5 separate regions of the Mus musculus genome follow, and all the other regions are linked to region 3. Evidence: chromatin loops called from intact Hi-C (ENCODE). Cell type or tissue: heart. All regions are shown on one strand. Each heading gives the region's core, and the rest is flanking DNA. Links, peaks and the distances in the headings are about the cores only.

What was found. A loop is a pair of places that touch in the nucleus more often than their neighbours do. Peaks named below come from ENCODE experiments on the same cell type or tissue, not always from the same donor. Only the 100,000 strongest peaks of a DNase experiment are listed, where the experiment ranks them.
Region 1: it touches region 3 in a loop (14-fold over the local background); 2 of 42 quality-filtered maps call a loop at or near these places.
Region 2: it touches region 3 in a loop (4-fold over the local background); 30 of 42 quality-filtered maps call a loop at or near these places.
Region 4: a loop joins it to region 3, with 4 times the contacts of the local background. A loop is called at or near these places in 2 of 42 quality-filtered maps.
Region 5: a loop joins it to region 3, with 2.6 times the contacts of the local background. A loop is called at or near these places in 4 of 42 quality-filtered maps.

What each region holds. Positions count from the first base shown.
Region 1 is chr1:171,035,600-171,041,413 of GRCm38, reverse strand. It overlaps n-TDgtc4 (a tRNA gene), which reads left to right and starts at 4,314; the gene lies at 4,314-4,385. It overlaps n-TGtcc2 (a tRNA gene), which reads left to right and starts at 3,346; the gene lies at 3,346-3,417. It overlaps n-TLcag3 (a tRNA gene), which reads right to left and starts at 2,800; the gene lies at 2,718-2,800. In heart, for the core only: no CTCF peak of the experiment used is centred there; DNase peaks (open chromatin) are centred at 2,853, 3,233 and 4,353; H3K4me3 peaks cover 2,699 bases; H3K27ac peaks cover 462 bases; H3K27me3 peaks cover 45 bases.
Region 2 is chr1:171,563,949-171,569,762 of GRCm38, reverse strand. All of the region lies in intron 1 of Cd244a (CD244 molecule A), which reads right to left. Among named protein-coding and RNA genes, the nearest start is that of Gm35200, 4.8 kb to the right of the region's middle. In heart, for the core only: CTCF peaks have their summits at 2,709 (motif pointing right) and 5,280 (motif pointing right); no DNase peak of the experiment used is centred there.
Region 3 is chr1:171,500,784-171,506,597 of GRCm38, reverse strand. It overlaps Alyref2 (Aly/REF export factor 2), which reads right to left and starts at 3,120. Exons shown (of 1, transcript NM_019484.4): 1 at 1,848-3,120. The coding sequence starts at 2,941. The coding sequence ends at 2,285. It overlaps LOC115487699 (a small nuclear RNA gene), which reads left to right and starts at 3,435; the gene lies at 3,435-3,550. In heart, for the core only: CTCF peaks have their summits at 3,125 (motif pointing left), 3,998 (motif pointing left), 4,709 and 4,908; DNase peaks (open chromatin) are centred at 2,477, 3,097 and 4,037; H3K4me3 peaks cover 3,135 bases; H3K27ac peaks cover 2,814 bases.
Region 4 is chr1:171,434,188-171,440,001 of GRCm38, reverse strand. F11r (F11 receptor) reads right to left here and starts at 2,441. Exons shown (of 10, transcript NM_172647.2): 1 at 2,301-2,441. The coding sequence starts at 2,361. Gm26641 (predicted gene, 26641) reads left to right here and starts at 2,680. Exons shown (of 2, transcript NR_151523.1): 1 at 2,680-2,760. In heart, for the core only: a CTCF peak has its summit at 2,500; DNase peaks (open chromatin) are centred at 1,461, 2,191 and 2,501; H3K4me3 peaks cover 2,400 bases; H3K27ac peaks cover 1,966 bases.
Region 5 is chr1:171,099,297-171,105,110 of GRCm38, reverse strand. It overlaps n-TLcag9 (a tRNA gene), which reads left to right and starts at 3,191; the gene lies at 3,191-3,273. It overlaps n-TDgtc5 (a tRNA gene), which reads right to left and starts at 2,740; the gene lies at 2,669-2,740. n-TGtcc3 (a tRNA gene) reads right to left here and starts at 2,355; the gene lies at 2,284-2,355. n-TEctc6 (a tRNA gene) reads right to left here and starts at 2,068; the gene lies at 1,997-2,068. In heart, for the core only: a CTCF peak has its summit at 2,921; DNase peaks (open chromatin) are centred at 2,120 and 2,890; H3K4me3 peaks cover 2,774 bases; H3K27ac peaks cover 1,029 bases.

The DNA.
Region 1 (5,814 bases), core at 321-5,320, 470 kb after region 3:
GGCAGTTTCAGTCTTTTTTTTTTTTTTTGTGATCTTAACATTTTAAAAGACAGATTACGTATTTTATAAATAGCCTTTTAATTTTGATTCGTCTGATTTTTTAAAAAGAGTTACTTGTATTTATGTGCTTTTGCGAGCATCAGCCTGAGGAGGCTAGAAGAGGATACTCTTGGAGCCACAGAGCTGCTGGTGAGCTGTCTGATGTGGGTACCGAACAGCGACCAAGAGTACTCTGAACTGCTTAGCCATGTCTGTAGCTCTCATTTGTCTGGTTTAAAACAACATTTTTATTAAGTTTGCTCTGTTATAGGACTGTTATAGTCAACACTCAGAAGCAGAGGAGAGGGTTCCTGTGGTTTTTGAGGCCAGCCTAGTCTACCTAGCAAGTTCTAGGCCAGCTGGAGCTACAGAGTGAGATTCTTTTGTTGTTGTTGTTGTTTTCAAGACAGGGTTTCTCTGTATAGCCCTGGCTGTCCTGGAACTCACTCTGTAGACCAGGCCGGCCTCGAATTCAGAAATCCGCCTGCCTCTGCCTCCCAAGTGCTGGGATTAAAGGTGTGCCCCAATGTCCGGCATTGAGATTCATTTTAAAATAAATAAATAGATAAATGAATGAATTCTTGGACAACTTCACATACATACAGAATGTATTTTGATTATTGCCTCCCACACCATCTCTTATTTTTTTAAGACATCTTTTATCTATCTTCTGAGAATTATATACATGCACAGCCTGTACCTTATTCTATTCCCTCCAAAGGCTCCCCTCCTGCTACCTTTAACAGCCCCCGACACACATCCTCCTCCAGTCTTCATGCTCCCTTCTCCCTGAGTCCACTTAGTACAGTCTGCTGGAATGTCGACTGATCGTGCTGGACTGATCTTGCTCAGGCAACCTTTTGAGGTCATGTCCAACGTCATGTTCAGAAGACAGAGTTTTGCAGCACTCCTCCTTCCTATTCTGTTCCCTATTCTCCAGCCCTTACATTCTGTCCTCTCCCTCCTCCTCAGTGTTCCCTGAATCTTGGGAGGCTGATAAAAATGTTCTGTTTAGGGCTGAACATTCAACAGTCGCATATTTTCAGCATTTTGATCATTTTTGGAGTTTCTGCACTAACTCTTGTTGCCCATTGCTAAAAGAAGCATCTCTGGCCAACGCCGATAGCTCTCAACTGTAAACACAAATATTTAGAAGGCAGTTTGATACATCCACTTAGTAAACAACAGTCGCAGTCCCCCCTAAGGCCTGTCTCCCCTACGTCCATGGGCTTTAACCAGTTTTACAGTACCAATAATGAATTTCCTGTAGAGCAGATCTCACAACTAATCTAAAACTGGCTGGTCGCCCACACTTTTGGTCATGCTGTCGTGATTGTACAATGCACACCCCCGCTTTCTTTCTTTTTTTTTTTTAAACAAAACCTATTTTAAGTGTATAGGCATGTGCATCTGTGTGTCCCTGTGGTCTTAATAACACCTCCTAGCAATATGAAAGCTAGGCAGCAAGGAGTCAATTTCTGGTCACTTCAAAATTGATTTTTTTTTTTTTTAAATTTCCCGAAGCTATAGCATATTGTGTCTTCAGCAATGGAGTCTTACCATATAGCATGGTGGGCAACCAAGATGGGTGGCAATAGCTTCTGGGGCCTCTCTGACTAATAACTCATACAGAGAGAGTCAACCCTGGCATTGAGGCTTTCATTTAATAACACATGTCTTCTCAAACCGTCACATTATAGAACTGGGTGCATCTATCAGAGGTGATGCTACTTTTAATGCTTGCCTCACGTTCCTTTTAAGAATTTTCTGACACGTCTAACATCTTTTTCCTTACATGTCTCTCCTAAGAATGCACCTTGTATTTCTTTAGTTTGAATGCAGTAACTATGTATTCTTTTTTCTTAAGTTATGGTGCCTGACATATTTTAAATGCTTAGATGACACAGAGTGAAAGGTGGCCTCTTGAAAAGACAAAGAAAGAGCACTTCTACATCAGCAGCATCCTGTGAAGAGGATAGGCTAGCTATTCCGAAACTTTAATACACATTCCACTTACCTGGGAATCCTGTAATAGGCGCGTCAGCAGGCGGGAGACACAACTCGAATTCTGAACATCTAATGAGTAGGCTGTCTCACTCTGTTACTTCTTATATCCATTTTACTAGGAAGAAAATAAGCCTCAGAAAGAGCAAATGCTTTTTCAAGAGTCAGAGTCTAGTTGGTCAATGATGGGGAATAGAGCTGTGTCTGACAAACTTTAATTAACCGATCTAAAGCTTCCCAGCCTCACAGTTATGGTCAACTTAACAGCTTTCACTCTTGTCAAAAAGACAATTTCCCCCTCCACCAAGCTTCTCTTAAACTAGAAAGTGTTTCCTTTATGATCTTCTAGAAAGAGGGTGTCATGAAGAGTTTAGGGTGTTTTTTTTTTGTTGTTGTTGTTGTTTTGGCTCGGCTATATGAAATAGCACATTCCCATAAATAGCAAATTACTTAATTAGAATTGGTGGTGGGGTTAGGCAAGGCGATAGAGAGAGAACCTCATGCTTACAAATGTTTGCTAGCATTGGTTCAGCAACGAAAGAGTTGAGATAATTGTAGTAAATTAAGGGATCTTAGGATGGGAATTATTTTATTTATTTTTTTAATTTTCTTTTTTACCAAAAGATACCAATATGAATTATTCAATTATGATGGGAAAAAAAGGAAAAAGTATTTGTCAGAAGTGGGATTCGAACCCACGCCTCCAGGGGAGACTGCGACCTGAACGCAGCGCCTTAGACCGCTCGGCCATCCTGACACATGGTAGTGTGGCTTTCATACATTTTTATAAGGGCTTTAATACCCTTAAATGGCGATGACGCCGCCATCTGTGATTTCTCCAGATAAAAAGAAACACGAACTCTCCGGGAACGTTTTTGCAAAGCAAAACAAGTGAAAGTAGCGGACAGATCTTTCTTATCTCTTACTTCCGCATCTCTTTAAACCTTCCATCATCCATCTCTTCTGGGACCTTTCGGTTTTCTTTTTATCAGAGGGGCCGAGTCAGGCCGCAGATGATCTCTTAGCGACCAGTTCTCCTCCCCACCGGTCGTTCTAAGTCGCTTATGGAACCGGTGCCGGGTGGACTTTGGGAGCTGCCTGGAGGCGCTGAGCGTTTGCGGAGCCTGGAACCGAGAACGTCAGGCGGTGAACAGGGCGAGAAGCGGAGGAAATATTTCCTTCTGGGTTGACGCCGAATTTTCTCACGGAATCCATTTTTAAATTTGCGGAAAACAGATACAAACATGCTCAGTAAATTTCTTCCTTCTATTAAAGAGACGAAACGAAAGCGGTCGCCGTGCTGCGTTGGTGGTATAGTGGTGAGCATAGCTGCCTTCCAAGCAGTTGACCCGGGTTCGATTCCCGGCCAACGCAAAGTTAAAATTTTTTTTATGCTTTCTAATGAAATCAACCCTAAATTTTCCCGTATTAGGTTCTAAAGGTATTTTCATTTCATCTCTTCTGTTTTGGGTTCTTCTGGAATCCAGGATGTTCTGTCAGAATCTCAACCTTGCACAAACAAGGCTCCGTAACTGAGACGCTCAAATTGTAGCCGTCAGTTACTAAACGTTTGAAACTGACCAGTACGTGTAAAAATCGCATTTTAAAATTTTATTTTAATTGAATTAATTAAAAATAAATAATTAATGGAGCCATTAATGAAAAAATTAAATAAAAATGTAAATGGCTACCCATTTCAGCTACTGAAGAACTTAAAGTAGGAAACAGTCATACGTGTATTTTTGATTTATATATTTTTAATGAACTCTATATAGATACTACTTGTTCTTCCTATTAAAATTTGAGTGTAAAATACATTGCCGACTTTGAAGACCAAGAAAAATAATCTAGTTAATAATTTTTTATATTAATTGCATGTTGAAATAATATTTTGGATGTATTAAATTAAATAGGAGTTATTAAACTTATCACGTCTCTCTTTGTTATTGACTAAATTTGTCCTTCGATAATTTCTCACGTGTATATAAAGGACTTGTTTACGTTCACCTGGAGCCCTCTTGCATTTCCTTCCCACTCCTGTGATTCCTCCTTCCAATCTCTTTTTCACTTTCGTGTTTTCTTGGTTTGCTTTGTGACCGGCGGATTTTAACTGGCAACCTGTTCCTTTCTGCTGTTTAAACTGGCTGTTGGAAATTAGCAGATAGATACATTTTTTTTCATGAAAGCAAAATTTTGATAACATCCAAGGACCATGAATAGCTTACAAATATCTTTCTTGAGCAGCTACTTTAGGGAGCCCATCATGGTTGTCCTCGTTAGTATAGTGGTGAGTATCCCCGCCTGTCACGCGGGAGACCGGGGTTCGATTCCCCGACGGGGAGACTAGTGAGTTTTTAATCCATTTTTTATTTTCTATATTTATATCTTTGATTGATCTTCCAATAAAAGAAGGATAATCACTTTTAAAAATAAAGCTCCGAGTTTATATTTCAAGAACCTCTCTCTAACCAAATTAGTGAAAAAGGTGCAGCAGCTATTCAGTATGCGCAGGTTCTTAACCCTACCTGTATCGAGGCTATGGCACTCTCACGCTTTTTAAAACACTGGGCATCACGACGATTCCCATCTTTGCCGCACCATAGGAAAGTGGCTGGACCAAGTTTTCAAGTCTGAATTCTTTTTCACTGCCACACTGCAATTGTGTAGATTTGGGAAACAGCCATCCCTTCTGGCGATGACAGAGAATAACAAAAATGTCCTATCTGAACCTAGCATGGAAAGAGCACTGGTCTGAAGGTCAGGACAGACCCTTTGCAGCACTAAAGTCCGGAGAAGCCAGTTCGGCGCAAGGAAGGATGTGCACTATATAGTCAAAGAATTTGAATCTCAACTCTTTGACCTCAAATTGTTCAATATTCTAAAACTCCAATTTCAGCATTTGTTTTAATCACTTCATTGTGTTAAGCTATATAACGACACCATAATTATCTTAACAAAATTATTCTGACCATTTATTTATTTCCAGTGGATTTTCCCTGTTTTCTATGGTACAGCTCTCTCCTGTCTGTCTCTGTCTGGCCCCCGCCTCTGTGTTGAGACATTATTTTTGAATGGTTCTTTTGAGTGTAAATGACTATATGTGTAAAAGAACCCCACACATAGTATATATTCATTTTGGAGAAAAAAAAAGATATTTGTTTTCCTACACTATGTATTCCTTTCAGAAAAAAATAGAGAATGAATAAATAAATAAAAGGCACCCCACCCTCATCATGAAGGAAACACCTGTTCTCATTTTGCTCAATATTTCTCTGGCATTTATTCTTCCAGTCCAGGGTCTCTTGCATGCTAGGTGAATGCCCTGTTTTGAGCCGCATCTCCAGTTCTCTCGGGTGTTTTGTGTGTGTGTCTGGGGGCGGGGGGGGGAAATGAGTGGAGCACATTTTGAATATAAAGTTGGGATAAAACTGTGCATGTTGCTTGCTATTGATAAGGCTGCGTCTTAGAGCTGCCTCTGCTTCATAGTGAAGTTGAGAGATTACAGAGACTCTGGCTTCCTCCCTCTGCTCACGCACACGTGGCCTCCCCCACTAGAAACACCTGGCACCTGACTGCCGTATTTGTTACAGCGGTGAACTATACTGACGGCATAAGCACCCACAGAACTGCTCGTTCGGTGTTGTACATTTCACGAGTTCCGATGTTAAAACCAAACCAAACCAAACCAACCAAACAAAAACACCTACATGCCTTTTTACTTAGAATTGTTCTATTTCCACAGTTATTGAATGTTAGCTTAAAACATTCCTT
Region 2 (5,814 bases), core at 297-5,296, 63 kb before region 3:
CTATCCTACTGAGTATCTGGAATGACAGACTTGTTCCTCCATGCTCAGTTCCTAGAGGATAATTTTATAACCACCTCGTTAATGGTGTGACTCACTCCATTGTAATTTGGCTGTCAAGCCCACCCCCCCCCCATGTTCATATTCTGTAGGATTGGTCCTCAGCTGATAACATCATTGAGAGGTAGTTAGCTCATGGACCTCATCAATCAACTACACAAAGATGGGGCTTGGTCAGTGGGTCACTATGGACACATCTCCCAAGGCAACGTCTTTCCCATTCCTGACTGTGTCTCTCAGCTGCCCAGCTGCTAGAAGGTGAGCACCTTTGTTTTGTTAGATCTTCCCACCATGACACCCCACAGTCCACAGCACAGGAGTAAGCCAACCATTGACTAAGACCTCTGAAATAAGGCTGGAGACATTACCTAGCATGCACGAGGCCCTAGATTCATCCTCAACACTGCTTAATGCCAGGAATCAGTGGCATACAACAGTACTCTCAGCACTCAGAAGGGAGAGGCAGAAGAATCAGAAATTTAAGGCCATCCTCAGCTACATGGCAAATCAGACGCCAGCCTGGGCTACATGAGATCTCACCTCAAAACAAAAGGGCAAATAAAAACTCTTAAATAAGCTGAATATAAATTTATCCCATTTTAAATTTGTTCCTCCAGGTATTTGTCACAGTGGCAAAAAAGTCTGACTCGCAGGACACTGAGGGAAGCATGCATGGCCAGCAGTGATGGCCAGAAATCCTGAACCGTCAGACCCAGTAAAAACAATGCTGAAACGCATAGCTTGTCTTGGGCTCTAAAATAGAGCTGGACTCACAGTCCTCTCAAAACACTTAGTGCATTGCACTGTGGGCAGTGCTCACTAAGGCTTATTGTTTACTGTTGTTTTAGGAACCAGAAGGTCTCTGCAAGACTACTCTCTAAAATGTTAAAGCTGGGCCTTCCAGGTATGTCCGCACTTCCCTGCCTAGGGATCAAGATGTGAGTTAATTAACATGGTGGTGGTAGACTATAACATAGTGATGGTAGACTGTAACATAGTAGCAGACTTTAGATAGCTACCTCAGGCAACCCAGAGCAGTAATTGACGCCCTTAGGTAAGGAAGCCATGTGGTGCCACCCAGAGGCTGTAGACAATAAGAAAGATAATCTTGCCTTAAAGAGACTGCAGTGTGCAGGAGCAGGGGGTCAGAGAGTGAGGTAAGAGAGAGAGAGAGATGGTTACACACAGGGTTCTTAACAATGTAGCACAATAAGAAGAAAGGCAGTGTGAGGAGAACAAGATGGTGGCTAAGTAAGATCCTCCAGGATCTTCCCACACCTAATTACCTTGATAAAACGTAAGAAGATCTAGCGGGGACCACAGTGCCCAACCATAACAAAATACAAATATGGGAAGAAACTGTCCATGCCTCATGCACCCCAACTCCAACCAGTCCAGTGTAAGGCGTGATGTCACCACTTTGGGAGTGTGAATGAGTTAAATTCGAGCTTTAGGCTTGAAACCATGTACCAGGCCTGATGTGGTGAAACCCACATGCAACTCCTACCACCAACCCAATACCCACAGACTGAGTTACCAGACAACATTAGCACAAGAGGCTGAATGGTCCACCTCTCTCTTGTAACTTAGGGTCACAGGGCAGGAACTAAGACTCCAATAACTGGAGGAGGCAGTAGGCTTGTCATAGAGCTCAGTGACAGGACTGTCATAGTAATGCCAGACCCGAGGAGAAACTGCACCTTCAGGACAAAGCACACACAAACAGACTCTGCATCAGATGAATGAGCCAGATGTGTGTCTTAGCCCACATCACCTCCAGATGTGGCATGGTCCTCACGAATCCCTGAAGCTGTGAAACTCAAGCATGACCCAGGTTAGCTCTCATATGACCCAGGTTAGCTCTCACAGACTGACACAAGGTTTCAAAGGCTTTGCCAGTTTCTCCTGGGTCTTACACATGGCCAGCTCACATCAAGCAATACACATTCACTAAGAACTTGACTCAGTCGGGACTTCACTGGCTCCCCACACTCTGACCCTACATAAAATGTGGATCCCAGTACGAAGGAGGTTGTGACTGGAGGATCAGAAATTCAAGGTCACCCTTGGTTACATAACAAGTTTGAGGCCAGCCTCAGACACATGAGATCTTGTCAGAGAGAGAGAGAGAGAGAGAGACAGATGAAAGGAAGGGAGGAAGGAAGAATATGAGGAAGAGACAGAGAGAGGGGGAGGAAGGGAGGGAGGGAGGGAGGGGGCGAGAGGGGAGAGAGACAGAGTGAGAGAGACAGAGGGGGGGGGAATAAAGGAAACACACCTTATAGCTAAGGACATGCATTACCTGGAAAATGAAAGATTAGAACAAAATTTTTCATGAAAATGGAATCAAGAAGAGAGTAATCACCTTTCTATCAAAAAACAAGCTTTAAGTATTTACCAAAAAAAAAAAAAATCTAGGTATAAATAGATCTAAAGAAGTGAAAGACTTCCATAAGGAAATCTACAAAATGTAATGGAAGACGTTGGAAAGAACAAAGGAATAGATAGACATACCACATGCTTGGATTTGAAGAACGATTAAAAGCCATATCAAAATATCAATGATATTCTCCACAGAAATAGAAAGAAAACTATGCGAATGCATACATAATCTACATGCGGGTCTGGGCATATGAATGTAGTTATGCCGAGAAACCAGAAGGGGGCGGCAAATTCCCTCTTTATGCTGGGCGTTACTCTAGAAAAGGGTTTCCTGACTTCAGCCCTAAATATTAAGGGCCCAAGAATACCTGGGTATTGGGATAGAGTTTGTGCTATGCATCACTTAGCAGCATCCCTGGCGTCTGCCCACTAGATGCAAGTGGTACCCTAGCCTCAGTCATGACAAACAAAAATGTCTTCAGACCTTGACAAATGTCCCCTGAGGAAAAACTGTCCTCATTGAGAAGCACAATTCTGGGCACTGCGGTGTACCATGAGGAAGAGCGTCAAGACCCCATCCCCACCCCACCCCACTCCCGTAAAGCTCACATTCCGGTTGGAGTGCATGCCGTAAACAAGCAGAAAAATAAAACAAGACTTCTCAGAGAAGCCTGAGTGCCATGATTTTATATTTAAAAATTTTTTTTCTTTAAAGCATTTTAATTTGAAAGGTGACAGCAGAGCATCTGAGGATTTCTTTAGATTGAGAAAACCTCCGTGCTATCATGCGCCTGAGTGAGAAAGCTCTGTAGCCAAGGCAGAGGCTATCAGAAGAGAATTTCAAGGACATGAATCAACTAGTTCAAACCCTCTCCAGTAAAGAACCCAAGCAGAGGGCACGAAACTATTGCAGACTTTTTTTTTTCAACCTTGGGAATTAAACCCCAGTCCTCATGTCGGGGGTGGGGGTGGGGGCAAGCTCTCCTCCCCTATGTAGAACATCAGAGATAAAAGAGCCAGGACTAGGGAGAGACATCTGGTCGTGGGATTGGCAGCATTGGTAAAGAAATAGACACGGGTCTTAAAGCTTCAACTCCTAGAAATGTGGCAATACCCTGTAAACTATGGAAGGAAGAGGGCAAGGAAGCAGATAACACTGTAGAGACAATCTAAGTGAGTGGGTTGGAGGAGAGCTTTTGATTGGCTGATCCACAGGAAGTTAGATGTGTTCCTCTCAGATAACAGGTGGTGACGGGGAAGATCTGAGGCACCAGGGCTGATAATCGATCAGCAGTACCAGCTACAGGAAGAGTCAAGAGTAAGGTCCAGTCAAATAGAAGTTGTGTCAATGACATGTAATTCATCAGCCTTGTGCTGAGCTGAAAGCTCTGGGGGCCAAACTCCATCCCACACAAGGCTGAGATGATAGATGGATCCTGGGTATTTCACAGGAAAAGATGGCATGAGCAGCCAGCAGTGCCAAATCTAAAGACTCTGACAAAAGACCCAGACAGCTTGTCACAGAATCAAACTCTACGGAGCACGGCAGGATTTCAGATAAGGAAAGGAATTCTGATGAAGGAAAGGGGTGCGATTAACACAGAAGGATACAAGAGGAGTGACTGGAAGGCAGGACCACCCAGCACTGTTGGCTGGTGCACGGATGCATCTTACTTGCTCAAAGGCAAGGTTGGAAGTTCAGCCACTGTGCCATTCAATGAGGATGCCTGGGTTGCTCAGTGCTGGCTGGTATGATTGTCTCCCTATACCTGTAGGTAGTGTTTTTATCATTTTTATTTTTAAGAATGGAGTTATCAGGAGCATTGGGTCATGGTTTCCTTAGGGTTACTATTGCTGTGACATAACACCATGCCCAAAAGCAGAGGGAAAGGTGTATTTCACTCCACAGTTCCTTAATAATAGTCCATTATCAAAAGCACTGAGGGCAGGAGCTCAAGCAGTACTGGAACCTAAACACAGGAGCTGGCGCAGAGACCATAAAGGGGTGTTGCTTACTGGCTTGCTCCAAAGGGCCTGTCCAGCCTGCTTTCTTATAGAACCAAGGACCACCAGCCCAGGGATGGTGCCAACTCACAATGAGCTGGAAACTCTGGGATCCATCACTAGTTAAGACAGTGCCTGACAAGCTTGCCTACAGCTGGATCTCATGGAGGCAGTTTCCCAATCGGGACTCCCTCTTCTCTCATGACTCTAGGTTGTGTCAAGTTGACCTAAAAGTAGCTATTATAACTGACCCCTTGTCAACCTTATACGTAAGCACATTACTTTTCAATTAGAGTCGTTCTCATTCATTCCCAGGATGGCATATTAATATTAGTATCACAATAATTAGTATTACAATATTAGTATCATAATAACTCTAAAGATCCCACCGTCCTTACAAATTCAAATATGTTAAAAGTTCACTCTCTTTAAAATATTCAATCTCTGCAATAATCCAAAATCTCTTTTAAAGGTTTCACCTTTCAGCTGTGTGCTCCTAAAAAAATTGAAATAAAGTTAAATATTTTCTTCAAAACTGAAGAATCTGGGCACAGTCACAATCTGAATAAGCAAAGACAAACTCCAACAGTGTAGATAACTAAACGTACAGTTATCTGGATCCACTCACGATCTTCTGGGTTCTTCCAAGGGGCTTGGTCACTTCTCCAGCTCCGCCCTCTGCAGCACACACAGCTTGATTTCTAGGCTCTGGCAGGCTCCACTCCACTACTATAGCTGTTCCTGCTGATCACCCCATGGCACTGCCATCTCCAAAACTCCTGGTGTCTCTTGCTACAACTGAGCTGCGCTTTCACCAATAGCCTCTAGGGGCTCACCAATAGCCTCTAGGGGGCTCTCTTCAGGGACTCCAGCCCTGCCACACAGTGCTGAGCCTCCATAGCTCTGTCATAGCCCTTCATGCCTTCAAAAACCAGTACCACCTGGTGACTCCTAGGCTACCAAGCTTGGTTACCAGAACAAAGTACAACCTCTGCTGCTTCAGCTGGTACAGGTCGGGACATAAAGGTATAATGATGTTGGCGCACAAGAAGACTGTGCCTTCCTCTGCACCAGGGTATTAGAAGTGTCTGCTCAGAGCAAGTGGTTAGATGCTGCCATTAGAAGAAAACCTCAGAATCAGCCTAGTAGATGGAGAAAAGAGAGGGCGTTACAGGCAAAGCAACAGCACGGACCGGGTGCCAACACTGGTCTAGGAAGAATTTTAGCAAAGCTTTCTCCAACATGTTTAGAAAGTGGAGTAGTAAACATGAGTTTAATTTTTAGGTATCTGAAAAAACTGTGAGAGGTAGCACAAATATCTAAGGATGATAATCTAAAAATATACACACAGTACAATAAATAATAATAAGT
Region 3 (5,814 bases), core at 362-5,361:
GGTTCTTTGGAAAGTCAGCTGTGTCAGACGGTGTTTTGCTGGGGCAAACCTGTGGAGTGTTTTCGTGAAGTGGACACAGGTGAAAGACTAAGACAGGTGAAGGAAGGTTTTGCTGAAGCAGACACAGGAGAGAGGATGTTCTGCTAAAGCAAACACATGGAAGGGCGCGTGATGAAGGACTCTTTGCTAACAACATGCATGTACAGGTCCTCCTTACACTGCATAGCTGAGCTGCATTTATCAGGACGCCATAGAGAGAAACACACTAAAACACTTTTGGTGGTGTGCTGCAGTTTCTTGCTGCTTCTGCAGACTTGGGCTGATTGGCAGTGATGTCACCTGAGACAGATGCGCGTGCTAGGGCAAGACCTGTGGAGGACATGTGACGTTTGGAGGGTTATAAATAGGACTCAACAGACAGTGACAGAGGCTGAGCTTGGCTTGCTTATAGAGGTAGCTGTGCAACACTTGTGGGTCTTTTCTCTGATCTTCGATTCCCTGAGAGAGGCACAGCTGAGAATTTCTGGCATTCCTCCTGATGACTAGAGCTGAGGCTGAGGCCTGGCTGTCTCTGCTAGGTAGGCCACTGCTGCTGATTCCTGTTTGCTATGCTGACTCTACTGAACTGGACTGCTGGTGTGTTACAGTAAATCTCCAACCCAAATATGCCCCGGCTATAATAACACAACTCAGTTAATATGATTGCATGCAGTGCGCCTAGATTGGGCAGATCTACCACTACACTACCATCTTCCTCATCTATGAGACTCCTTAGAACTTGAGGTTTCTCCAGGCCATGTGCTTCTGCTCCATTACTTCTTCTTCTTCCTCCTCCTCCTCTGCATCCTCTTCCTCCTCCATTTTCTCCTTCTTCTCTCTCCCAACCTTCTGCTCCACCTTCCCTTTATCTGCCCAATCAACAGTTCTCCTTTATTTTACAAATTAAGGTGGGAAGCAGGTTCACCTGAGTGCCGAACTCATCAAATATAATTAGCCCCATGGCTATCCACAACCCTGGTGTATCAGTGAAGTATTTGCAAGTAGATCAAACTGTGCTGCTCAATGACCAGTGAACTGAATTGCTGATTTCCAAACAACACAGAGGGGGTTTACTCCAAAGAATCTTTCTAAACAGGTGCACTTCCCCCGTATCCTCTCTTTCCCACCACTTTGGTGGGTGGTGGGCTACAAGGGAGGTTAAAGCGTTTAAGAACTATCATTAAAAATAAGATTTGGGCTGGGCTGTGGTGGCGCACGTCTTTAATCCCAGCACTTGGGAGGCAGAGGCAGGCAGATTTCTAAGTTCGAGGCCAGCCTGGTCTACAAAGTGAGTTCCAGGACAGCCAGGGCTACACAGAGAAACCCTGTCTCGGAAAAAAATAAAATAAAATAATAATAATAAGATTTGGAAAATTAAAGATACAACGGGAGGAGTGGGAAGTGAGCTTGATCATGGTACACAGTGTGAAAGTCCCAAATAATTCACAAAAATATTATGTTAAAAAAAAAGAAAGTTGGTGTTTGTTTTTTGTTTTGTTGTTGTTTGGGGGGGCAGGGTTTTGGGGAGAGGGGCTTGAAACAAGGTTTCTCTGTGGAGCCTGTATATCCTAGAAGCTAGTATTAAAGGCATGAGCCGCCGCCACCACCACCACCCCTGCCTTTGATTTTATTTTAGATTAGTCATATCTCACTAAAACTCCTGTCTCAGCCTTACCAACGCTGAGAGGTCAGGTAGGTACCACCCCTACCAGACAGAAAAGACTTTCCATGTAATTAAACCCACCGCCTTCCTTGCTCATGGTGAGTAGGCATTCTGCCACTGAGCTGCATCAAAGGCAAGGTTTTTTCAATTCTTGTTTTATTCTTACATGATGGAGCTGAGAATGAAACCCACTTCTTCATGCATGCTAGTCAGTCATGTGTTCTGTCCATAAAAGTCATATTGTAATTTGTAATTTTTCTTTTTCTTTTTTAATTTTTCCAGTTCTACACACATTTCTATTTTATTATGACAAAGGTGAAAATGCCACCTTCTCCACAACAGCACCCAGGAAAACTTATCCCAAAAAATAACTCAGTACAAAACAGGTCTGTTTCAGAATTTAAAAAAAAAAAAAAAAAAAAACTTTACATGAGTTTTTAGATCCTATTTTAAAACAGGAAGTAAAAAGAAACAAAAAACCAAATTCACCATTGTCTGCACAGTCCAGTTGCCTACCCTCCCTCTAAGGCATCACAGACGAGGCGTCTGGGTCCCGGTTCTTGTGCGGATTTGTTCGGTTGTTTAGCTGGTGTCCCTCCTTGCATTGTAAGCATCCAGCTGTGCGTCCAACTCCTCTGCAGAAAGCTGCTGCTGCTTTGAGTTCCTGCCAGTGCCTCTACCCCTTCCCTGGCTGCCGCGGCCACCAAAGCCTCCAGAGCCACGGCTCCTTGTCATGCCGCCTCTGTTTCCGCTTTGTGCAGGTCTTCGCTGTGGATCGATCTGTGACGTGACAAGCTGGATGTCCATAGGGCGGCCATCCAAAGGGACGCCCTTGTACTGCTTCATAGCCTTCAGGGCATCTGCCCTCCGTTCAAAGTGTACATCCGCCGTCCCTAAACTTCGTCCAGAGCGATCGTAGTCCACAGCGGCTTTTTTCAACGTTCCAAATTCAGCAAAGAGTTCCTGAATGTCAGCATCTGACACCCCGAAGTCCAGGTTTGACACGAGCAGCTTGGCACCGGTCTCCACGCCTTCCCCACCCCCGCAGCCGCTGTCGAATAGGTCGTGCTGCCACTTGTCCGGAAGTGGTTTCGGTCTACTGTACGGTGCCGGCCGGTTCCTGCCGCCGCGGGCGATGGCGGGCCGGTTCCTCCTAGGCCCGCCGCCTCGATTCACCCGGCGCTGGTTACGGTTCAGCTTAATGATGTCGTCCAAAGACATGTCCATCTTGTCGGCCATGGCGGGCGCGGATCCGGGCCTGACTGGCCCGGCCCTCGCGGTGCAGACCAGAAAGTACTCAAATTCAATGATTCCCCCGCCTTGACTCCGCCTCTCCGACCGGTGCTGGAATCACAAGCGCACCAAAATCACACTTGGAAATTGGAAGTCTGTGCGCTTGTGAATCTGGCTTTCGCTCTGACCCCTGGTGGCCGCCCAGCGCCTAGAGACATCTGGGACAAATTCGAGGCACTTCCGGAAACCGAGCGGGCCACGCGGCTTCTCCGCGATATTTGCATACCCACAATGCAGTGCACACAGATGGTTGTATAATTTAAAAGGGTAGCGTGTTGTTTTCGTTGTTCTGTTTTATTCCTTTTATTCCTTAATGTGATAGAACCTTCAAAGATTTATCTGATATAATAAAGTAGTCAGTGTCTTTAGGAGTAAATAGTCACCATTAGTTGTCTAGGAAATACAGTCGGCCGAGAACTGTACACTAGGACAGCTGGGTATACTCTGGTTTCTCTTCAGATCGTATAAATCTTTCGCCTTTTACTAAAGATTTCCGTGGAGAGGAACAATTCTGAGTCTTACACTAATTTTTTGAGGCCTTGCTTTAGCAAGGCTATTAATAATGTTTAAAGTTAGAATTAACAGTCTTTATTGTGTGCTCTATGTATTTTTTTGTCTTCAGTGTTAACCAAAGTTAGAATTAACAGTCTTTATTGTGTGCTCTATGTATTTTCTTGTCTTCAGTGTTAACCACTGTAAGGTAAAAATGGCTTGAGCTTAGGCTAAAGAGACAGCTCATTGGTTAAAAGGGCTCAGTCGCATGGCGTTGTGTCTCATAACCGATAAAGTAAATAAGCCTTTAAAAGCAAATACTAAGTTTTTGTGGGAAGTCTGTAGACATGTTATTTATTAAGCTGTTTTTTATCTAGCTGCGTTATGTTGTGGTCTCAGTGAACATATGTATAAACCATTATTTTTAATATTTTATTTAAGTGCAAGGTGGTTATGGACTTAAGGCACGTACAATTTTCTAGCAAGATGGCTAACCCAGCTCTGTAGCTGAGGAAGAACTAGCGCCCCCTTCTGACTTCCATCAGTGCCAAGCAACGCTCAGATACGCAGGCAAAATATTCATACAAATAAAGGCAGATACATTCTAAAAAATAAATGCAGCCACTCGAGCAGAAGGGACAGGTTACCCTCAGAGCTGTGGGAGGGGCTAGACTATGATGCAATTCCCCATCTCCCCCCAGTCCCTCCCCCCCCAAAAAAATGAAAACTACTCTCCCACCCAAGACCTTTCCCTTAAGGACAGAGACTGTCCCTTTGAAATACCTCAGTCTCCTTATAGCTAAAATACCTCAGTAATAAGAACAGGTAACAAGGGGGCTGGAGAGATGGCTCAGTGGTTAAGAGCACCGACTGCTCTTCCGAAGGTCCGAAGTTCAAATCAGCAACCACATGGTGGCTCACAACCATCCGTAATGAGATCTGACTCCCTCTTCTGGTGTGTCTGAAGACAGCTACAGTGTACTTAGATATAATAATAAATAAATCTTAAAAAAAAAAAAAAAGAACAGGTAACAAAGTGGCAGGAACTTCAAACACAGAATGCCCTCGGTCTGCTTGGCAAAGCATCTTTGGCTCTGCCCACCAAAGTACACTGGAAAGGAAGTTGAACTTTCTCTCTTCCTGGAACAGACTTGAAATCATGGAAAGGCTCTTGGATGTCTCCTGGATGGGCTACTGCACTGACCAGTTCATTGCCTGCTTCACGCCTCACTTCTGTTTCTACAAAATTCCCTGGGATAAACGCTCCACAGTGCCCCACCTGGGGCCTACTTCTGCTGGATAGGAGCTCCCACAACTCCCACCTGTAACCCTATAACAAATCTCCCTTCTAACCTCTCGGAAATTCCTTCTCTGCTTTGCAAAACAAAGGACCTGAAAGCCAACGGTTTGGGTGCCTCTAGTGGCCATTGGATAGCCTGACACCTTAACACTCCAAGCTATCCATGACTGAAGCAAGAAAGTTTCCAAAGATACTTTCCCACTTTTCTTTATCATCCTCAGTGTCATCAATAGGTGAGGGCGGGAGTATAGGGAGTTCACGGTCCAGCCTGGGATACCTGCCTAAAGAAAACAATAAAATAAAGAAACAGGATGGACATACCATGGATAGCCGAACATGTCCAGCAGAGAACAAAAGAGTGTTCATAATTGCATCAGTTGCTTTCCTGTTGCTGTGATAACAAAACCAAAGAAAAGTTCATTTTGGCTAGGAACCCAGAGAGAGAATCCATAACAGTAGGGGGAGGCATAGCAACAGGGGGATGGAGCAGAAAGCAGATCACATCTTCACCTTTAAACACAATGCAGAGAGAATAAACCGGAAGCAAGGAAAGGCTATAAACTCTCAGAGCCCACCACCCCCCAATCGACATCCTTCTGCCAACACAGTCAGACCTAAAGGTTCCGTATCAGTCCCCTACCCAGCACCACTAACTAGAGATCAAGTGTTCACTCACCCAAGCTCACCAGGGACATTTCTCCTTCAACCCACCACAATAATGGAATTTGATTCTTCTGTGGATAATTGTAGGCTTGGGTTGACCTCTAAGGGTTGTTTTAAGGTTTACAAATTCATGATAACACATGGAGAACATGTTAGATACATATTTAGTTTTTTAAGTGTTGGCCTCACTGTCTGCTCCTGATCCATGGATAAAATATAATTGAAGGAAAACCAAAGCAAGACTTCTTGCTTGGGAGAAGAGTGGTCAGATGTAAGGAACACTGTAGGTCAGAGAACACCACCGCTAACCCAAGGTCCATTCTATACATTTTAGGTAGGATTTCTGTTGCTATGATAAAACGCC
Region 4 (5,814 bases), core at 565-5,564, 67 kb after region 3:
AGAAGCCAAGGACACTGGGGCAAGCTGTTTGTGCTTCCTTCACACCGGATGCCCCCACAAGAGCCCTCACCTTAAAACTCAGTAATCATAAAATAAAGCCATTGGGAACTGTTCCTGCGTCCTTTGACCTAGTCTTGTAAGGACAGCATTCTTACACCCTCACAAAATCCAAAGGGGTAATAGCTGTGCGACAGTAATCCCTTCATGTATATGTAACGTAGCTATTAACTCCATTGATCCTCATGGCGTGCGGAGGACTTGTAGTATTACTTCTGTTTTATAGCAGAAAAGACTGAGCTCCTAGCCTAGGGGCACAGGACAGACAAAAGAAAGAAGAACTCCTGATGAGGTGGCCCGGCTGACATTTCCATCCTCATTTGCACTAACCAAATCACTCCCTTCCCCCAGGTCTACCTTGATTTCAAAGTTACACCATGAAGTGTATTCTCACCCACTGCCACCCCCTACGTGTTATTTCCCTAGGGCCCCCTGCCCTGCCAAGCAAATAAATGCCCCACCTCACTCAGGCTTCCTTGGAACCACCGCTGCCTGCTCAAAATGATCTTGTCACCATCCTTCTCTTTGGTGGTGAGTGCTAGAATTAACGTAGGAAATTAGGGGAAGAGAAAAGGAAGGAGGAAAGGGGTTGGAAGGAAGTCGCTCCAGGGCTTTACGTAAGTCTAACAACTACGGTCCTTGATCCAGAGGAAACAGTACACAAAACAGGAATGTGGGTGTGGCTAGCAATCTAAGATATGAACAGAAATGAAACAAGTGATGGCCGGGCAAAGAAAGGAGGAGGGGACGGAGAAACAGTAGTAGAATTCAAAGGTGAAGTGAGAGACTCTAGTGGAAGGGATTTCATTAATAACAAGAGAGCTGATTCTGAAAGAGTAGTTTAGATCCTTCTTATGCCTCATGCCTGAGACGCTGGATCTCCAGGAATGGGAGTCAGAGGGCTCTGGTTCCATCCCCAGCTTCTTACCCTCTTGTAAAACTGGGAAGGTCATTTCCTCTCCACAGATTAATTTCCTTATCTGTACAATGTAGAGAAGTAGACTCACCTATTGTCTAGGCCACTCCAAAGCTTTACAGTTGTAATGAGAAACAAGGGACCCATCTCTCCATCTTGGGGACTTAGTCTTATGATTGTTCTCCAAAAAGGTTACCAAAACGAACTGCCTTTAGAAGACAGCGATACTGACTGTAATGGTTTATTTCCTTTATCCTCTCTAAAATACTAACCGTGAAGGGAAACAGATTCATACGGAACACATTCCAACAACAGGAGTGTGTGACACTCAGGAACCAGACATAGCACACCCAAGTCCCTGGGTTTGGTCCTCGGCTCCGAAGGGTGGTGGCGGCAGGGAAAGGAGACAGATAAATATACAGGTGCTGACACACACTGACCAAGGGAACAAACCAACCTACCTCACACTCAACCTCATACAAACACACCTCGAGATAGTCATGCCCCAGCATGCGAGCCTGGCTGTTTCTCAGGAAAAGGAGTCGACAAAGAAACAAAAAAACTCTCATTCCGGGCAAGGGGGAGGGCAGAGTTCTGGCTCTAAGGAGATCCAGCCAACCAATAGACCTACTCTTGCCCCAGGGAATCCTTACTCCGTCAACAACCTTAATTAACGACTCTTTGCTACCTAGTCAAGAAAGGAATTCTGAATCTGAGAAATTTTAGAGAATTCATTTCTTCTTCAGACGCCGAACCTCGGCATTAATCCCAGAAGGTCTACTACTTAACAAGAGGAAGAAACCCTTCTACAAAAGCCAGGAAAAGAAATCTTCCCTACCCAGCCCACCCCCCTCCTCATTACATTTCCTTCTAGGGCACTTGAGCCAAGGGAGTCCGGGTGAGAGGCTCAAGGTTTCTCTGAGATCTCCGAGAATGTCGGAAGGGCAGGATAGACCTTCCCAGACGTATACTATGGAGAAGAACGGCTAGCGAAATAGTTGGGTTTGGGGAGGGTCCTCGGGTCGTTAGGGGAGACCCAGAACCATGGACCCTCCCGGGTTATTTTTGGTGCTTCCGCAGAGAGGGTACTCCCGGCACCGAGTGGGAGGTAGGGTCACAGATCACCGGCTTGGGCGAAGGGAGCCAGCCAGTCTCCCGGTGGGGGAGGGGAACGGAGAGTGACCAGACCCGGGCGGAAAAGTGGACTCCCAGGGCGAGGCAGGCAGGCAGGTTTCTGGACTCCTCCCTTCCCGTCGGCGCGTGGGGATCGTCCTCTTCCAGCCTCTCCCCGGACCCACCTAATCCTCCAAAAACTCTAGGAACTCACCCAGGATCATAGACGTGAAGAGAAACAACAGTTTCCTCCCGGCTTTCCCCTCGGTGCCCATTACAGTTACAATCCCGACGCGACGGGCACAGCAACTCCAATGGGAACAGCCTCGCGATCCACTGCCCTGGGCTGGACTCTAGCAGCCAGGTTAAGCCCGGCCCGCCTTTCTCTCCACGCCCGGTGGGCGGCGCCCGGCTTCCCCGCGTTCCGATTGGTGAAAAGAGAGGGAGCTCCGATGAGTGACTCACCGTACGCAGGTGCAACCCCGAACTTTCCTCCTTCTTGAGTCCGATTGGTGGCTTTCACCTCTAGAGACCTCTGGTTGGCCCAGGAGACTGTCGCTTAAAGAAACCAAGGCCTCCTCTTCGGCAGGTAAGGGCATCCCAATTGGGCAGCAAGGCATGCAGATAGAGCCTTTCGGACTGCCAGGCCCTCGATAGTCATCTCTAAAGAGAAGGTGAGTAAGGTCACTGCCTGTGAGATGCAGGAATGTGCTTGGTTGATTTCTCTTCCATTACTTTTCAATTGCTTGATGGTGCAGAATCTTTGGTCCCCTCCCCCTTGGTAAGTGAAAAACACAAATTAATATAGGAAGGTGTAGGGAGAGGGTTGAGACAAGAGAGACATCTTGACTATCCCAAACTGGGTTGCTCTCAAAAAGAAACCTACATAGACGGATACAGGAAGCATCCAGATAATAAAAGCTGACCCATACTTCTTGGGAGGACTGGGAATATGTCTTTTATACATACACATAGGATCTATGTCAGCAGCTCCTTTGCTGGGCCTTACATTTGGATTAGCTTTTGTTTTCTAGACCAGGGCTAGCTATGTCGCTGAGGCTGGCCTCAAACTGTGGATCTTCCTATAAAAATGGCTATGCCAAGAGGTATGTAAGTACAGAAAGATTGGGGGCTCAGCCTTAGGTATCTAATAAGCCGTAGACCAGCCTGGGATTCATGAGACCCTTTCTCAGAGGAAGGGAAGGGGGTGGGAGGGGAGGAGGAGAAGGATAGAAAGGGGGAAAAAACCCAACCTAGTGTTTATGCTTGTAATCCCAGGACTGTAAAAGACAGGGACAGCAGGATTAGGAGTTTAAGGCTATCCTTGACAAGGTAGCAAATCAGAGAATAGCCTAAGCTACAAGAGACCCCATTTCAAAAATAAAACAGGCTGGAGAGATGACTTAGCAGTTAAGAGTGCATGCTACACTGGGCTTGGTAGCCCATGCTTTTAATCCCGGCACTGGGGAGGCAGAAGCAGGTAGATCTTTGTGAGTTCAAGACCAGCCTGATCTACATTGTGAGTTCCAGGACAGCCAGAGATGCAGTGTGAGACCCTGTCTCAAAAAACCACCACCAACAGCAACAACAATCAGCAAGTTTACCAAGCATCTCCTGGATGAGACTGGAAAGTATAAATAAATTAAAACAACATTTCTGACTTCAAGGTTGGCAGTTAAAATAAACAGGACAGTGTGTAACCAAGAAAGAAACTTTGTACTACTAAACTGAAACAAATATTTGGGTATCTGCCAAGGGCAAACTTGTTATTCACCCTCAAAGAAAGTTGAAGTCCTAAACTGAGACTTATACACAGTTTTGGCATTTGTTTGGCCTGATCTTGCTTTAGCCCAGGCTGCTCTGCAACTCACATATGGCCCCAAATATCCTTGAACTTAGGACGTCTCAGCCTCCCTGAATACCAAGATTACAGTATGACCCACTCACTATACCTGTTGGGTTCTGGATGGAAGCTGAGAAGGCTCACTTCAGAGACAGAAACGTCAAAACAGAAGCCTTATTTTCTGAGCGGTCAGGAGGTGGCCAAGTTGGGGGTCTGAACCACATCCCCAAGGAAGCTGTGTTGCATTTTTAAAGGGTAAAACTGCAAAAGGAGGGAGGGGCTGGGTGAGCTGCAGGGTCATCGAGCATATTTTTGCATTAATGGTTAAGCATGCACGACAGTGTTTGTTGAAGACTGGGCTTCCTCCAGGACACCTGGCTTGAAGGCCTTTAATTCATCCTTTAGGACACTGGGTCCAGAATCCATGGCTCTCAGTTCATCCTCCTGGACATTTGGTCGGGAGCTCAAAGTGATAAAAGGAACAAAGGCGCTGGTCAGCTGCATGCAGTTAATGAGGGCTTGGCAGGCTTTGGCTATAAATTTTTACAACTTAGGCACCTCAGTCAAGATAACAGCAAGTTTTACATTCTTTTCCCAGTTTACCAGACAATTAAGCGGACATTTGGAGGGTCAGGGTAGGAGTGTCCTCCACCCCGGGAATGTGAACCTGGCTTGACCCTGTTAACAAAATGTGAGAGCAAAAATGGGAGAGTTGCCTCAGAGACAGGCTGGGTTCTAGCGGCTCTCCTCTTACATACCTAATAAATATGTACAAATGTTTTTTAGTTCCCAACCACTGTGCTCTGGCATTACACAAAATGCTAAACCATTATTTTTCCCTGATAGCCTTTCCATTAAAAGGGAAGAAAAAAAGGTTTTAGGAGCTGGAATGATGGCTCAGTGATTAAAGACTGTGCCCCATTCTTCCAGAAGACCCACAGAATTTGCTACACACACACACACACACACACACACACACACACACACACACACACATATATATATATACACATACATACATATAATTTTTTGGTAGCACTGAGGATTTGAACCCAGGGCCTTATTCATAATAGACTTATAGTCCATCACAGAATTATAGACCCAGTCTATTTATTATTTTTATTTTATTTGGGAACAGGGTGAAGTATGGACTTACTATATTTTCCAGGGTGTCCTGAGCTCTCACTGTGTGGTCTAGCTTAGCCTTGAACTCTCGGCACTCCCCATATACAAGCAATAAGCTACCACGCCTTGCTTGATTTTTTTTTTTTGATATATTGGCATATATACTAGTATGCTGGCTAGTTGTATGTCAGCTTGACACAAGGTAGAGCCTTTGGGAAGAAAGGATCTCAACTGAGAAAATGTCCCCACCAGACTGACTCACAGTAGGCAGTGCCACCCCTGGGCTGATGGGCCTGGATGATATAAGAAAGCAAGCTAGGCAGTCCAGTAAGCAACACTCCTCCATGGCTTCTGCATCAATCTATCTTCAGGTTTCTGCCTTGAATTCTCACCCTGACGTCCCTGGTATGGACCACAAGCTGTAAGCTGAAATTAACAGCTGAGCCATCTCTCCAGCCCATCAGCTCAATTCTTGTAGGGTTGTTTGTTTTGTGTTCTTGTTTTTGTTTTGTTCTCCAGCACCACCACCCCTTGAATTGGACAGTTTGCCATGGCAGAAATGCATGCAAAAGGAAACGGTCACATCTCAAGCCAGGATGCAGACACTGGGTGCATCTAGGCTTCCTCTGTGACAGCCTTCCAAGAACTACTAAGCTGTCCTAGAAGAAATTCCTTAATCTCCTTTGAGGGTTTCCAGTGACCCAAGGATCTCCTGTCACCAGTGCCCGCCCCCTCTTTCCCTCTGTCTCTATCTATCTGT
Region 5 (5,814 bases), core at 445-5,444, 400 kb after region 3:
AAAATGTTGTATTTATGGATCTCCTGCTTTGTAGCATTCTGCTGCTTTGTCCTGATATTCTTAGAACTCAGTGGCACAAAACTAAGAACACCAAACTGCCTCCACGAATGTCCTCCCCCCAGTCCTGCAGTTTCCCCCTTCCCAGCTAGAAATTAGTGAAAACTAAGCTCACTGCGGTCTGCAGTGGGGGACAGACGTGTTGAGAAGAGAGCTCACTGCCCATTTGAACTAGAATCTGTGCTAGAAGATGTCAGCAGGGTGGGTGTCTCTGTTTCTGTAAATGTCTCCGAAGCCAGGTTTTCTAATTTATTTGTGAATTTTACGCCCAGACACTGAGCCTTACTTCAAAATCAAAGTTAAATCACACGGAAGCAATCTGTGAATGACTCTCAAGCATAAGAAGACAAAGTTTTAAATACTCCATAAAGAGTAAAACCATGTCTGAGAAGGAAAGAGATCGAGCAGGTTGAACACACAATCTACAGACACACACACACACCAGGCCAGTGCCACACAATCATTCAAAAATATCCCTGATGGGTCTGAGGGTATTTGATGAGCATGGACATAATCCTAGCACTTTGGAGGCAAAGGCGGGGCTATCACCAGTTCTAGGCTAGCCTGGGCTACATATGAAGAATTGTCTGGGGAAAAAAAAATTAAACTTTACAACGGGCTGGGATTCCCCAGAGAGGCCCCCAAATTTATAATTACTTTACCTCAATTTAATTTTTAACATTGAAGCACACAGTCGAGCAGACGAAACCCAGAGCTTTGACCGAGCCCCCACCCCCAAAAAAGTGATTTACAGATCAGCTACATCCCCACTCCTCTGCCAGATATTCTGAATCAAGAAAAGGTTTTAGCGATGCATGTAATTTCCCCTTGGCTTTTAAGAGTCCATAGCGGTTCGTCATTTGGAGATTTCTTCCACTGTGGAAAATTCAACAAAGACTTCTGGCTTCTGATATTTCTAGCCCTAGTTCCCACCAATAACTTAGAAGTTCCTGATTAAAGAGACGACATTCATTGTACTTAATAGGTTTGACAAATCTAGATGTCACACCGGATGGGGCTAACTGTTCCAATGATAAAATGATCTTGGAAAATGTCCGTCCTGGGCAGCTGGGAACTGTTACTATATTATATGTTTTCCCACCCTCTTTATTACAACTGCCAAGATCTCCTGTGGTTTTTCAAAAGACCTATAATCATTTAGCTGGAGTTCAAGGATCAAGAGCCCAGAAGATTCAAGCCAATAATCTGCCTGTCCAACTCCCCAACAATGGCCAGCTGTGAATGGAAGTCCAAGGATCTAATAATTGCTCAGTCCCACAAGACAAGCAGGTGAAAAAGAGCGAATCTTCCTTCTTCCAGTGTCCTTAGGTAGGTCTCTAGCAGAAGGTGTGGCCCAGATTAAAGGTGTGTACCACCAGGATTTGTCCCAGATGACCTTGAACTCTGGAGATCTCCTTACCCTAGTCTCCTGGGATCTATAGTCACTATGCCTCAAGATCTCCATGCCAAGATCAGAAACTTGTATCTCCCAGCCTCAAGATCTGGATCACAGGTGAGCCTTCCAGTTCTGGATTGTAGTTCATTCCAGATAGTGTCAAGTTGATAACCAGGAAGAACCATTCCTAGGGGACTTCTTTCTGAGTTAAGGGCCGGTGATGTGTTTGACAAGTCTGGGCGCTCTGCGAGGCTTGTGTGTGTGGGCGTGTGATGGTGGCAGTACTTCCGGCTGGGCGCCAAGGGAAGCAGAAAGCCTGAGATGTGCAAAAGTAAAATACTCCGAAAAGAAAGAGCAGGAACGAGGTGTGCATTTGAGGGCAAATGTGTTTAAATGGACAGGAGTGCAGAGTCATAGAGAAATTCTAAACATACGCATGGTGAGGTGGTGCTGGGCAGCATAAGGACCATTAGAAAACTAGTAGGTAGGAAAACTAAGAACTAGTGGAGTAAATATCTCAGAGTAAGTTTTAAGAAAAAGCACTTCCCTGACCGGGAATCGAACCCGGGCCGCGGCGGTGAGAGCGCCGAATCCTAACCACTAGACCACCAGGGAGTGATAGGAGGTTCCTCTCGCGAAGAATACCTAGATCTGATCTGAAGTTCATTACTATTAACTTAGCTTTTTGATGGGCAACCGTAAACAGAAGATTCCAAAAGACTCCTCCCGCTGGCCACATCCTCAAAATATCTCAAGCCTCTGTTAGGTCACGCAGTCTCGATACAAGCTGAGAGGCACCAGAAAGATCCAGTATTCAACAAAAAATGTTATGCGTTGGCCGGGAATCGAACCCGGGTCAACTGCTTGGAAGGCAGCTATGCTCACCACTATACCACCAACGCAGCGATAACCCCAGGTTGTGGGACAATCTGACCTGTTCGGGCACACCCGGAGCTCACCGCGGTTGGGGTTGGGATGGGAGGGCTCGCTAGGGGCGGCGGGGGGCTGAGGGTAGCGTGTTGGCAGGCGCCAGGGCGCTGGGCCAGCGGCCAGCAAAAGGCTTTGAGGACCCGGGGCGGCTTTGCTGGAGGACATCGTGCGGGGCTGGATTATCTGGGTCTGCGTGTAGGGCGTGAGTATAAGGGAGAGCGCCCATGGGGCCGCCTTATCTGGCTATTTATTTAAAAAAAAAAAAAAAAAAAAAAGCTACTGTATCTCCCCGTCGGGGAATCGAACCCCGGTCTCCCGCGTGACAGGCGGGGATACTCACCACTATACTAACGAGGACGACACCAGTGCCAGCACCTTGTCGCCAGCCACTGTCCGATGTCCGCCAGGATCGCCAGCTTCGGTCTTATCCATCATTTACCTCTGCACTTCACAGCACCTCAACCCTAAATCCTCCGGGACCTGGCGACAACACCCCTCCCTCCAGGACCCGGACCTGCATGCAACCATCCGGTGATCGCCCTCTGCCGTCTTCTCCGGAGAAGAGGCTCGGGATGGCAAGCTTGAGTTGTTGAACTGGTTCATAAACCGAAGATGATGACCCGAAACCCGGGGACTTTGGAGCATCGTGACAATTGTAGTAGAATCCAATTGCCTCTTTTCTGTGGCGAGGTTTACAGCTTGAATCTGGAGTCCAGATGCACTTGTTGCTAGATCCAATCAGCAAAGGATAAATGGGCACGCTCCAACTGTCCCTTCCACCTGAACTGCTTATAGGGATGCAATGTAGTCAGGATGGCCGAGCGGTCTAAGGCGCTGCGTTCAGGTCGCAGTCTCCCCTGGAGGCGTGGGTTCGAATCCCACTCCTGACAAAGTTTTGTACCTTTTAGAAATTCGTGCTAGGTAGCAATTTGCTGCTTTCAAACATCTTTTCTTTTCCTCTCCTGACATGAATAACAAGTACTCAACCATCCACCTCAAGTCACCTTTGCCCCCCTCACCCCAGTCCCTCTCAATCTCGATCACTTTAAGGTGCTGACGTCCCTGCTTCCCCTCACCGTAAATTAATAAATCTAATCTTTCTCCTTATTGCTTCTGCATTTTCAAAACATTATACTTCATGCTGAACCTTTTTCTAGGTCCTTTAGAATTTTATTTCTACATTTGGATTACATAAGTAAATGGTGAGTGTGTGTTCTTCTTCTCCAAGTTAGCTACCCGTGTTCCTACCTTGATTTAGTGTATAGAACTATTTTTTCTTACTGCTTTCTGATACTAGTCCTCACCCCCTAAGTTCCTGATTTTGTACTTAGTTCTGTATCTGTCCTGGGCTTGCTTCTTTGTGGGCTTTCCTGTGCTCTGGACTATGGCCAGGACTGGGGAATGCTGGACAAGAGCTTTACACGTTAGCTGCAACCCCTTGCTCTTCTCAAATTTATGAGATAGGGTCTGTGATAGTTTCTCTATGCTTGGCCGAGGGAGTGGCACTGACAGGAAGTGTGGCCCTGTTGGAGTGGGTGTGGTCTTGTTGGAGTAGGTGTGTCACTATGGGCATGGGCTTTAAGACCCTCACCCTAGCTGCCTGGAAGCCAGTATCCTGCTAGGAACCTTCAGATGAAGATGTAGAGTCTCAGCTCCTCCTGCACCATGCCTGCATGGATGCTGCCATGTTCCTGCCTTGATGATAATGGACTGAACCTCTGAACCTGTAAGCCAGCCTCAACTACATGTTGTCTTTTATAAGACTTGCCTTGGTCATGGTGTCTGTTCACAGCAGAAAAACCCTAACTAAGATTACAGTTAAGTGATTGGATGAATCTCAGAAGAGAGCTTGAACTTTGGACTTTTAACATTGTTGAGACTGCTATAGACTATGAGGACTTTGAAAGTTGAACTAAATGCATTTGGCTTTATGCTATGTTTAAGTATGCCCCCCCATAGACTCCTGTGTTTGAATAAGTCTATGGGGGCCAGGGAGTGGAATGTGATGGTTTGTATATTCTTGGGCCAGGGAGTGGCACCATTTGGAGGTGTGACCTTGTTGAAATAGGTGTGACCTGGTTGGAATGGGTGTGTCACTGTGGGTGTGGGTTTAAGATCCTCACCCCAGTTGCCTGGAAGTCAGCCTTCCACTAGCAGCCTTTGGATGAAGATGTAGAACTCTCAGCTCTGCCTATGTCATGCCTGCCTGGATACTGCCATGCTCCCACCTTGATGATAATGGACTGAACCTCTGAACCTGTAAGCCAGCCCCAGTGAAATGTTGTCCTTTATAAGACTTGCCTTGGTCATGGTGTGTGTTCACAGCAGTAAAAACCTACTACAACCAGGTCACACCTATTCCAACAAGGCCACACCTCCAAATGGTGCCACTCCCTGGCCCAAGAATATACAAACCATCACAGGGTCTTACAGAGTTGTCCAGAGTGGCCTCAAACTGTGTAGCAAAGGCTGGCCACACACTTAAGATCTCCAGTTTTCAAGAATTTGGCTTGAAGATGCTCCAACTATTTTCGCCTCTTGCATCTCCCACTGCTCCCTTTAAATCCTTTTACTATACTTTAAATAGTATTTTTTTTAAGTACGCATGGATGTCTGTATGAGCACCATGTGCATGCAGTGAATACAGGGCCTGAGATGGAGATCAGAACTCCTGGGCTAGAGCTGCAGCTGTTGTGAGCTGCCATATGGGCTCCGGGAACCAAGCCTGAGCCTTCTGTAAGTTGTAGCTGGGTTGACCTTGAGTTTCCTGATAATGAGAGATGGGCTTTGAACTCCTGATCCTCCTGTCTCTACCTCCGAGGATTTGGATCACAGGCCTGCCCCACCACAGTTGTGGTTGATGGTGGTGGGGGGGGGGACAGGACTTGATAGAGTCAGTGATGTCGGGTATTTCTTGAGTCTATTTCTCCCAAGACCAGAGCAAGATTAGGAAGCTTCTTTCTGGTACAAGTTAGGTTGAATGTCACAAGCATAGTCGATGGGGGGGAGGGGAGGAGCCTTTTGACACTCATGATGTAAAGCACAGCTCTATGCTAGAAGACAGTAAGAAGTGGTTTATTCTCAACTGGATATGAATGAACATGGTCAGTTTGTCACAAACAACACATCTCAATATGGAAGCTGTTACATACATTTTTTTTGTTCATCAATATTTTTTTAATTAGGTATTTACCTCATTTACATTTCCAATGCTATCCCAAAAGTCCCCCATACCCTCCCCCCCACTCCCCTACCCACCCACTCCCCCTTTTTGGCCCTGGCGTTCCCCTGTACTGGGGCATATAAAGTTTGCAAGTCCAATGGGCCTCTCTTTCCAGTGATGGCCTACTAGGCCATCTTTTGATACATATGCAGCTAGAGACACGAGCTCAGGGGGTACTGGTTAGTTCATAATGTTGTTCCACCTATAG